2 separate regions of the Homo sapiens genome follow, and region 2 is linked to region 1. The links are chromatin loops, found by intact Hi-C in ENCODE. Cell type or tissue: OCI-LY7. All regions are shown on one strand.

Region 1 (5,000 bases):
TATGATTTACTTTGATTATAATTGAAATTATTTTTAAAAGATAATTTTAAATTCAACTTTTAAGTCAGCTTGACTTTATATACAAATCAGCTTGGCTTTATATACAAGCTGACTTAAAAGTTGAATTTAAAATTATCTTTTAAAAATAATTTCCTTTTGGTAATTCTTCCACGCATTCACTTGAATGTATACTGAGCACCCATTATCTGCCAGCCAGTGTTCTATGTGTTGGGAATACAATAATGAACAAAACAAAGTCCTTGTTCCCATAGAGCTTTCATTCCAGAGGGGATAGGGGAGACACTCGGTAAATAAAAAAGCAGGTAAAATATAAAGTATGTCAGAATGTAATAGGTACTGTAGAGTAAAACAAAGCAACATCAGAGGGTTATGGAGTATAAGAGAGGGTAAGCCCCTGCTGATAAAATGACATTTCAGCAGAGACTTGAAGGAAGTAAATTTTCAAACAGCAAAACACATAGGAATAAAGTATTTTATTAATTCACTTCATTTTGACAAACCTACTAATGGAATTTCTTCAAATTGTTATTATTTAAAGAAACAATCACCTTGTTCTACTACTATTAAATCCTAAGCTACTGTGGTTAACACAGAGGATTTCTTTTCTCATAGGCTCTGGTTTAATATTTCATGGCTCACATTTTCATGTATCTGTCTCTAAAAGACAGCTTTACTGATGCACTAGTCTAAACATGTGTTTATAGCCATCCCTCACATATATATTAAGGAGCTCCTGCCACCTAGTGAATAAAGAGAACACTGCTTTGTTTAAGGTATCAGCTGCTCTACCAGGTCAAAATTCCAGATCTCAAAATGTGGGAATTTTCTACCCAGAACTTAAAAGTGCCACCTGTCCAAAAAGGATTAAATCCTCATCAACTGCTGTCCAATAGTTTTGTATGTTGCACTTCAGTACTTATGAAGGTGACTTAAGCTTGGAACCAGGGATTTCTCTGGTGGCAGGCATTTGGCTGATTGCCTTGAAGAATGGAGTAGGGACTGACAATGAATCAGTAGAAATGGTGATGACTACTAGAGAAACAAATAAAAAGGGTCCTATTTTCTGTCATTTTTATATTGAAATGAAGGTCAAACCAACAATAGCAGGGGAAATGCATTCATCAGGCTAATTTAGCTCAATCTGGGTTATAAGAAGCTAGCTTTCTTGTACATCTAGACATGTTACAGTCATTACTCTTCCAATGGTTGTACATACTTGAGTACTTTGTTGGGTGCTGTTGTATTGAATATCCCTAAGCAACATCAAAATTCATGTAAATGAGGTGAAATTGCATTAAAGCGGCCAACATAACAGTTTCACACAACATTTGCATGATTTGAGCAATATTTAGAACGCAGAAAGTCCATGGAGCATGACTCATTTGACAGTTGGGGTGATTTCAATTTTCAATAAATTTGGTTAATTAATACTTTAATGATCGATTATTCCCTGTATCCCACAGTTAAGCGTGTTTTTCATTGCATGTGCATGGCCTTGGAACTAGTTTGAAAATGTCTTTGAGTTAGGGTTCAGATCTATTAGATGAGCTCTACATAGTGGCTTTCTCAAACAAAGCCTAATGAAAGCCTCTCCATGAGTCTCATTGAGTGGTCACATGGGGTTCTATTCTCCACAATCTAGTAACCTCAGGGGTTCAGAGAGAAAGGGTTGTTCTAGTGCAGGATACACTGAGTATGGCATCTGAGACAACTGCTTACAAGTGAGCTTCTAGTGATTACACCTGTTAGTATAAAGCTCCTTTTATCTTCCTTTTAAATTTTGCCTTTTCTCATTTTTCTCATGGCCTTATCTTTTCATCTTCTACTTATGCACATTGACTTTCTCTGGCTCCACCACTCTTGCTACCACTAGGAGGCACTATAATGTTGTAGAAACAACATAAGCTTTGGTGTCTGACACATCTGGATAGAGGGGGTAAGGATAACGCTGATAACGGTGATAACTACAAAGCAGATACCCTTTTTGAGTAGTTGGTGTCTGGAACACTGTTAAGTGACTTATACATATTATCTCATTAAATATCCACAAAATTCCTATGATTGATTGTAGGTACTATTATTGTCCCTGTTTTATTGATGGGGAAACCAGGCACAGAAAGTTTAAGTAGCTATCCCAAAGTCATACTGGTAGAAATTAGGGGAAGCCAGAATACAGGCTCACCTGCCTTTGCCTTTAGGGCCTAATTCTTAACTACAGTGTTTAAACAAGTTATTTAACCTCTCTGAGCTCCGGTTTACTCAACTATAAAATGAAGATGATAATGTATACACACTCATAACATTATTATGAAGGTAAAATATACCTAACTGATGAGTGCCTTTCCCTCCCATTTCTCCTTTCTTCTTCTTCTTTTTTTTCTTTCTTTTTTTATTATTATACTTTAAGTTCTAGGGTCTCGCTCTGTCGCCTAGGCTGGAGTGCAGTGGCATGATCTCTGCTCACTGCAACCTCCGCCTCCCGGGTTCACACCATTCTCCTGCCTCAGCCTCCCGAGTAGCTGGGACTACAGGCGTCTGCCACCACGCCTGGCTAATTTTTTTGTATTTTTAGTAGAGACAGGGTTTCACCGTGTTCGTCAGGATGGCCTCAATCTCCTGACCTCGTTATCCGCCCACCTCAGCCTCCTAAAGGGAGGGCCTTTAGGGATTACAGGCGTGAGCCACCGTGTCCGGCCTTCTTACTCCTTTCTTAGGAACATAGGCCACTGGTAATTCTTCAAGTATCACTAAGAACTTAATTTGTCAAACTCAAGGTGTAGCCTTAATTTTCTTCTTGAACTGACTGTCTCAGAGTTTATTTAGAACAGTTTCCCCATCACCCCATCCCTACCCCCAAGGTTACAAACGATACTCTCCGGATCATTACTCCAACATCAAGATAATCCTTTAAGCATGCACAGAGGAATAATGGCATCAAGAGAAATTAGCAGCTTTTAAAGCATCCCCTAAAGTCCTTGTCTCCTCCCCTCTCACTTACTTCAAGGTTTATGTTTGGCTTTATTCTAAAAGAGCAGTAGTATCTATTTATCAGGTCAGTGTTTACACTATGTAGAAATAGTATCTTTGTCCCAGTTGAGACCAGTATAGTGGCTACTGTCATCAAACTAGAGGTCCAGATGAAGTCCTGTAACTAAGAGAATAATCGCCTTTGCTCCAGAAAAATAAATAAATAAATAAAAATTGGAAATTGTTTTTTAAAAACGGGCTGATTTCATACTTACCAATGGACAGATTTACTGATCATTGGAGTTTACCACAATCCAAGGTGCCTTTCTGAAAAGCCTATTGCCCTTAGGGATGAAAAGATTGGAAAAAACCTTCTGTTTAGATATCAGTTGGTTTCCTCAGTTGTAAATGTTAAAAGCTGCTTTGGTGGAAGTCAGCCTGATTTTTGTATTTCGTTGCCAAGAAAGGGGGAGTTCTAAGAAAAGGTCCATGTATACTGCAACCACACCCCAGACACTAGATATCATCTGACCTTTGAATAAGTGTTTTGTTCATATTAATCTTGTCTCAAAGGTAAGATAAAGGTAAGATTACAAGAGCTCACTGTAGTGTATCAGTATATGTTATAATACACATAGTCTGCAGCAGCCTGCCTCACCTGAGGAAGCAGCCCAAACCAGTATTCCAGATCCAAATACAAGAGAAAGGCTGTTTAAAATCAGGGGCAAATGAAGGAATATAGATTTTTCACCATGGCTGTGTAATTAGGAGGACATGGCTACCTGTTTTGAATCTGGGCTAAAACTCTATTCCCGGTTTCTTCTTGCCTGAAATGAATCCTGACCAAGTTGCTTGTATGTTTGGACTCCAGTCTTGTACCCTCTTACCATGCTTAATCCTCTGGATGCAGTTCTCTAGTCTACATATACCAAACTGGGCTTCTGTTTGTGCCTCCAGCATGGCTGGATTTCTCACATCAACCACTAGTTTCCCCGAAACTCCCAATTATGACACAGGTTTGCTGGTTTGGCCTGATACCTTTAGCCCCAAGTTTGCTCTCCAAGATCATGCATCATTCTGTCCCTCCACACAGTGATCCACACAACCTGGCAGTCACTGCTAAATTTGAACACTCAGAGGGAAGAAAATGTGTCTCTGTAATTCTCTTGGCACAGCACACATGCAGTTAAGTGCTTTTTGATTATGATAACTGAATGTGCTCAAAAGTTCTCATAATAGAAACAAATTAAGTCCCTTCACAATGAAATTTATGAAGGCCCAGTAGATTAATAGTACCTCATGGTAGTGGATGAAAATGCCTTTTCACCACTAGTATAAATGAATCACTCTAAACTAACAGGGTGGTCTCTTTAAGAATAGGTACAAGAGAAAAGTGGATGGGAGAGAAGCAGAGAAGGTCCTAAACAGCAAAAACCACCCAGAGACCTGCCACATCCAAACAAGAATTTTATGAACATCCACTGCCTTCAATCTCCTTTATCTGAATTCATTTCAGATAGTACAATTTCTTTCAAAAGATCAAGGAAAAAAATGGCCTTGGGTGTGTATTCTATGAACAATGGTTGCAAAATGTTTTTTTATCACTAAAAGTTGCTGGGTTTCATCCTTAACACAACTTTTTTCAAAGCTGAAGTTATCTAATGCCCACAATAAAAAGCAGATCACTCTACTTGTGTGATCTGTTGTGATTTTAGCTCCCTGGGGATGTGACCATTTCTAACACAGGCCTATAAAGCACCTTCTGCATTACTGGCTTTCAAATGCTTGGCAGCAATGATTGAAAGAAATTGGATAGGAAGTTTAAAAATTAAAGTTCTCATTACAATGGTTAATTGGTTATGTGTAGGATTTTAGATTAACAGGATGACTACTAAATGATGTCTATCAAACCCTGGGGCTAATTATCTTTTCTCCCTCTGAATATCACTTTTACCGACACTAAAAATTACATAAAGCATGTGTTTCTATAAGCTTGGTATTGCATTAATGGG
Region 2 (5,000 bases), 740 kb before region 1:
CTATAGTCTTGGATAAAAGAAGTGCTACTGTCCGGTGGGGTGTAGATGTTCCGGTAGTAGCCCACTGAAAGCATGGTTTGTAAGCTGTGACGCACCATGCTAGGCATGGTGACTGAGAGCAGACAATCTGGTTGGTCATACTCAAAGATGTAACGCCGCTGGCTGTGTAGGAGAAGCATCACAGACTGAAACGAGACAAAGGCAGAATAGCATATTATGGACAACTAAAGTTGAGGCGACTAAAGAAAATACACATTCATCCATTCAACACAAATCAATCAAGCACTTACTGTGTGCCAGACACTGTGGCAAACCCTAGTGGATACAGTAGTGCACAATAGTGGTGTCTATCTTCATGAAATTTACAGTTTTAATGGAGGAGAAAGACAAGTAACCAAGCAATTACAATATAGTGTGAAATGTGTTATGACAGGGGAGTTACAGAGTGCTTCTGGAAGGCAGAGGAAGACCAGCTTACTCAGACTTGAGAGACCAGAAAAGGCTTCTTGGATAAAGTGGCATCTGAGTTGAGACATAAAGATTGCCTAGGGATTGTCCAGGTGAAGGCAGGGAGCCGGGGGCAGGGGTAGGGAAAGAGTATTCTTGGCAGAGAGCACAGCCTTGTGAGGGTCTGGATATGAAAAAGAACACGGCTTTTTCAGAGAATGAGAGAAATTTTGTGTGGCTAGAACTTGAGTATGTTGGGAGTGGTGGGAATGGCAGGAGATGACGTCAGCTATGTAGGCTGAGTCCAGATCATGCTAGGCTTTCTAAGCCACACTAAGGAGTTTGGATTCAAGTATGTTGGCAACAGGGAGTCATCGAAGGGTTTCTATTTTATTTCATTTTTTTAGAGCCAGGGTCTCACGGTGTTGCCCAGGCTGGAGTGCAGTGGTGTAGTCATAGCTCACTGCAGCCTCGAACTCCTGAGCTTAGGCTATCCTCCTGTCTCAGCCTCCTGAGTAACTGGGACTACCAATGTGTGCCACTGCATCTGGCACTCTTGAAGGGTTTTAAGCAAGTTAAGGGACGGTTGCAAGAGGGCACTTGCAAGCTGGGAGAAACTGTCAAGTTGGTATTTTAGAAAGGTTACTTCAACGTGCATATGTTTCAGAGGAAGGTAAATGGATGGCAGGGCATTTCACAAATTAATTTATAGTTATCATAAAGTATTGATTGACTTCACATACTAGATGTCTTCCTAAAAATTGTGCATAAAATATTATTATGGCACTATTAATGTTTTGCAATTGATGTTTTAACTTCACATTTCCATTTGTGTTTTAATATTAGGGAAGCATGTCATTAAAACTGAATGATTCTCTGGTTATGCAGCCCCTCTCCCCCAAACTGATCTGTATTTTAGAAACAGTTGTTTGTTGAGGTATAATGCAGGTAACAGGTGTTTCATAAATATTGATTGTCTTGTTTTAATTCTAAATGCAGACATAAAAGGAGCACTGTTTTAGGGAGGACTCTAATTGACTGACATGTGCATCTCATCTTTTAATAAAAATAAAAATTTCTCATCCTTGGAGATTCTGATATGACTCCCTAGAGGAGCTTTATCCTTCCCCTTTAGAAAATTACCTTTTCAAGCAAAGAGATTTAGTTGAGGGTTATTTATTCAAGTTTGTGTTATGAAAACAATAGGTATATTTTCATTTTCTAAGCACAAATTATATAAATATTTATGAATGTGAATTACACAAGTATATGTAATGTACATTTATATCTTCTAAATATGACATTACATTCTAATATTGAATGTGCTTTCTGAAACTGCATATCCTCCCTACCCTTCTGAGAATTATTGACTTTGAATTGCATTTCAGTACCATGAAGTCAAAGTCAGTGGTTATTTGCTCATTTGTTCATTCTTTCTTTTCCACCAACATTACGCCTGCAGAGCCAGAGGTGAGTGCAGAAATCCTGTCAATTCGTCACTTGTGGACAACCTGCAGCTTGCCACAGCCTACAGTTCCACCACTGTGACCTCTGAAAACCTCCTGAACAAAAGGAAGGAGACTTGGAAATCCTGAATGGGCTTGGAGACATTAAGGGAGAACTGCCTCCCTGGACCAAGGCAGAATTCAATAGAACCAGCAAGAAATTTTCCTATGAATGGGAAAGCAGGTGGCAGGGGGCAGGGGTGGAAAAGCTTTGTACAGGAATTGTGGAAAAGCTTTTGCATTATCTCTAGTCTGAAAGTCACATTTCTCAGTTCCTTTCCACTCTCTTCTGTCAACTTGCTGTGAGTAAATGACATCTGTCACCTGTGACACGGGCCAGGGACTATCACCATATGGCCCCCACACATTATCTAGTACCAGCCTGCCTGGGCCATGCCTTTTCCAGTCACTGTACCAGCCTTTCCAAGTATTTATGGCACGTCGTTGTTATTCTCTCCTCTGTTCCCATCCTCCTGCCTGCAGTAAACCACTGCCTGAACCGTGTTCCTAGGTGGTGCTGATGCTGGGCTGTCTCAAAAGCCCTTAGTCTGTTTCAAAGCTTCCTGCCAATGGCAAGAATGTGGATGATGTGATTAGAAATCAAATGAATGTAACTGTTACATTGCCAAAATACCATTTAGCTCTCATTTGGCTGCTTTTTCACTTTGGGTGGGCATTATTATCAGTTTGCTCAAAAACAGTGCTTATGAATCTATCCAATGTCCACAATGCTGTTATAGGATAAAAGGCCATTTCTTATTAGTCCAAATAACAGAGTGGGAGACTTTTATTCTTTTAATTGATTGTGAGGTTCTAAAAGAGATAATTGTAAAAGCAACAACAACAGCAACAGCAATCATGGCTGTATGCTTATTTGAACAAGACTAGAAATGAGAGCAGAAATTTGAAAAGTTAAAGCATTTGAATGACCACCAGATGGCAGTGTGGGGCCACCTGGAAGCTGAAGCCAAAGTCGTCGTTCTGTCTCTCTAGGCAGCCTCTGAAAGTGTCAGCCCCAAAGAGGCAATTGCTGTAAATGTATAAGGCTAAAGTATCTTATTAAATGATTATAAAATATATTTAAATGCATTTTAAAAATGAAGTTCATAAGAATTATTTTAGGAAACTGAAAGGTTTACATTTACTCTAATACAAAATTTTAGCCCACAAGTCTTCAAAATATAATTAACTCAGAGAAGTCTCATAAATCAAGACAGAGAATTAATGACCACATAGAGAAAATTTAAGAAACAATAATTGATTTTTTTAATAGGGAAGAGATCATTAAGCAACCACAGCCATTACCCAAATAATTATTTTTCTCCTAATGGCTACAACCATTGTGCATGAAAATGATATGCATAAGTTTCACTTACTCTAGAAGAAGTCAAACTATTTTCACAAAATTTCTGCGTGTTAAGGTGAAAAATCTGCTGCTGCTTTTTAATACATCGTGACACAGGTATGGCAAGCGAATTCACAAGGTAATACCAGAGTATTTTGGGGTGTAAAAAGAGAAATCCATTTTAAAGTTTGAGAATTCTTAGTTTAAAATATACTACAAGAACGAGCCTCTTTATCCCTGCTCTGCCCCTGTCATAGTGGGAGAATGTGCCACAAAGGCCATATTAATGAGAGGACTGGAAAGAACACAAGGAGATACAAAACCTCAAGTCAGTGAAAAAGTTACATGTTACATGGGATTTTGGTAAATTCAATGTTCTTTCCCTTTTTCCCTCTAGAATCACAATTTCAAAGATGCTTTAATTTCCTCCCTCCCTCCCTGCCTCCCTCCCTTCCTTCCTTCTTCCCTCCCTTACTTTCTTCTGCTCTTTCTTGTTTTGATTTACCTCCAAGTGGCAGTAAGTGCTAGCTAGCATTTAAATTCTCTACTTGGGTGTTTTATATTAAGTTATTTCATTTAATTATATCTATTCAGTGAATTAGTTATGATTACTGGTAATAATAATGTTAATAAAATCAATTTTATGACAAATGACTTTTGGAAAGTAAAGAATCGTTCCATAATTATGCGTTCTGTAGGTTCTGAGTTTTGCATAACAGGACTGCTTAAATCAGTAGCTACCCTTTTAATTAGAGAACAAATTAAATATAAAATCAAGAAAGGAACAAAAGTGAACTCAAAGGTACAAATAAGCTGGTTTGTCTCACTGGTCAGAAAGTTACCAGGACTTGTCTTGATACCTTATTCTGGGTGAGGAAGGTCTTATTTTTGTCCACTGCAGACACTGGCAGTCTCACCGAGGTTTTTGTTTGTTTGCTTAGCAATTATTGCCAACTACGTTTTTGTAGCAAAGAGAACTTGTGAAGTTTGCTTCACGTGATTCTTTGCTTAAGTAAATTTGATGGAATAATCAGTGAATTCGGAAAAGAGAAACAATAAAATCTCCTCATTGGTGTCAGAGAAGAGGCTAAATAACTGCACCCAGGGATGAAATTGAAGTTTTCAATAGGCTCTTATGTTATTGTGCAGATAGTCTAAAGGGAAAGTCTTTTTTTTATTATTATACTTTAAGTTTTAGGGTACATGTGCACAATGTGCAGGTTAGTTACGTATGTATACATGTGCCATGCTGGTGCGCTGCACCCACTAACTCGTCATCTAGAGGGGAAAGTCTTATGAGACCTAGATGTGACTGTCTATAGGCAATTAGCTCAGTTGGTCGGACTCTGGTGCCAATGAGGTTGGAATTATGAGTGCAATCCTACGTATGCTTCTAAGGAGTGCTGGCTACTTAACTAGTCACATGGGGGACCTGTGGAAAGATTGGTGCAAACCTGTCTTCCTTTCTGAAAAACTAACTCAGCTAATATTCTGTTAGTGATCAGTAGCACTGTTTTTTTCATATGAAGGTCATCAATATACACCTTAAGAAATACTTTGCCTATGCACACATACCAGCAAATTTTTGGATTCAGTTAATGTTGTAACAGGCTTGGCATTCTGTAGGCACTAGTCACACGGTTTTGCCAATCATTCTTGTTACCAAAATTCAAAAGAGGAAAGACCTGCTCTATAAGATTCAG

Evidence for each region. A loop is a pair of places that touch in the nucleus more often than their neighbours do. Peaks named below come from ENCODE experiments on the same cell type or tissue, not always from the same donor. Only the 100,000 strongest peaks of a DNase experiment are listed, where the experiment ranks them.
Region 2: a loop joins it to region 1, with 6 times the contacts of the local background. A loop is called at or near these places in 11 of 110 quality-filtered maps.

Annotation. Positions count from the first base shown.
Region 1 is chrX:125,130,585-125,135,584 of GRCh38, forward strand. The region is part of intron 3 of TENM1 (teneurin transmembrane protein 1); the gene reads right to left. Among named protein-coding and RNA genes, the nearest start is that of TENM1, 71 kb to the right of the region's middle. In OCI-LY7, CTCF peaks have their summits at 787 (motif pointing left), 988 and 1,883 (motif pointing right); a DNase peak (open chromatin) is centred at 1,897.
Region 2 is chrX:124,385,880-124,390,879 of GRCh38, forward strand. TENM1 (teneurin transmembrane protein 1) reads right to left here. Exons shown (of 35, transcript NM_001163278.2): 32 at 1-185. LOC105373331 (a long non-coding RNA gene) reads left to right here. Exons shown (of 2, transcript XR_938576.1): 2 at 1,910-3,951. Among named protein-coding and RNA genes, the nearest start is that of SH2D1A, 42 kb to the left of the region's middle. In OCI-LY7, a CTCF peak has its summit at 2,850 (motif pointing right); DNase peaks (open chromatin) are centred at 2,292 and 2,902; H3K4me3 peaks cover 370 bases; H3K27ac peaks cover 1,085 bases.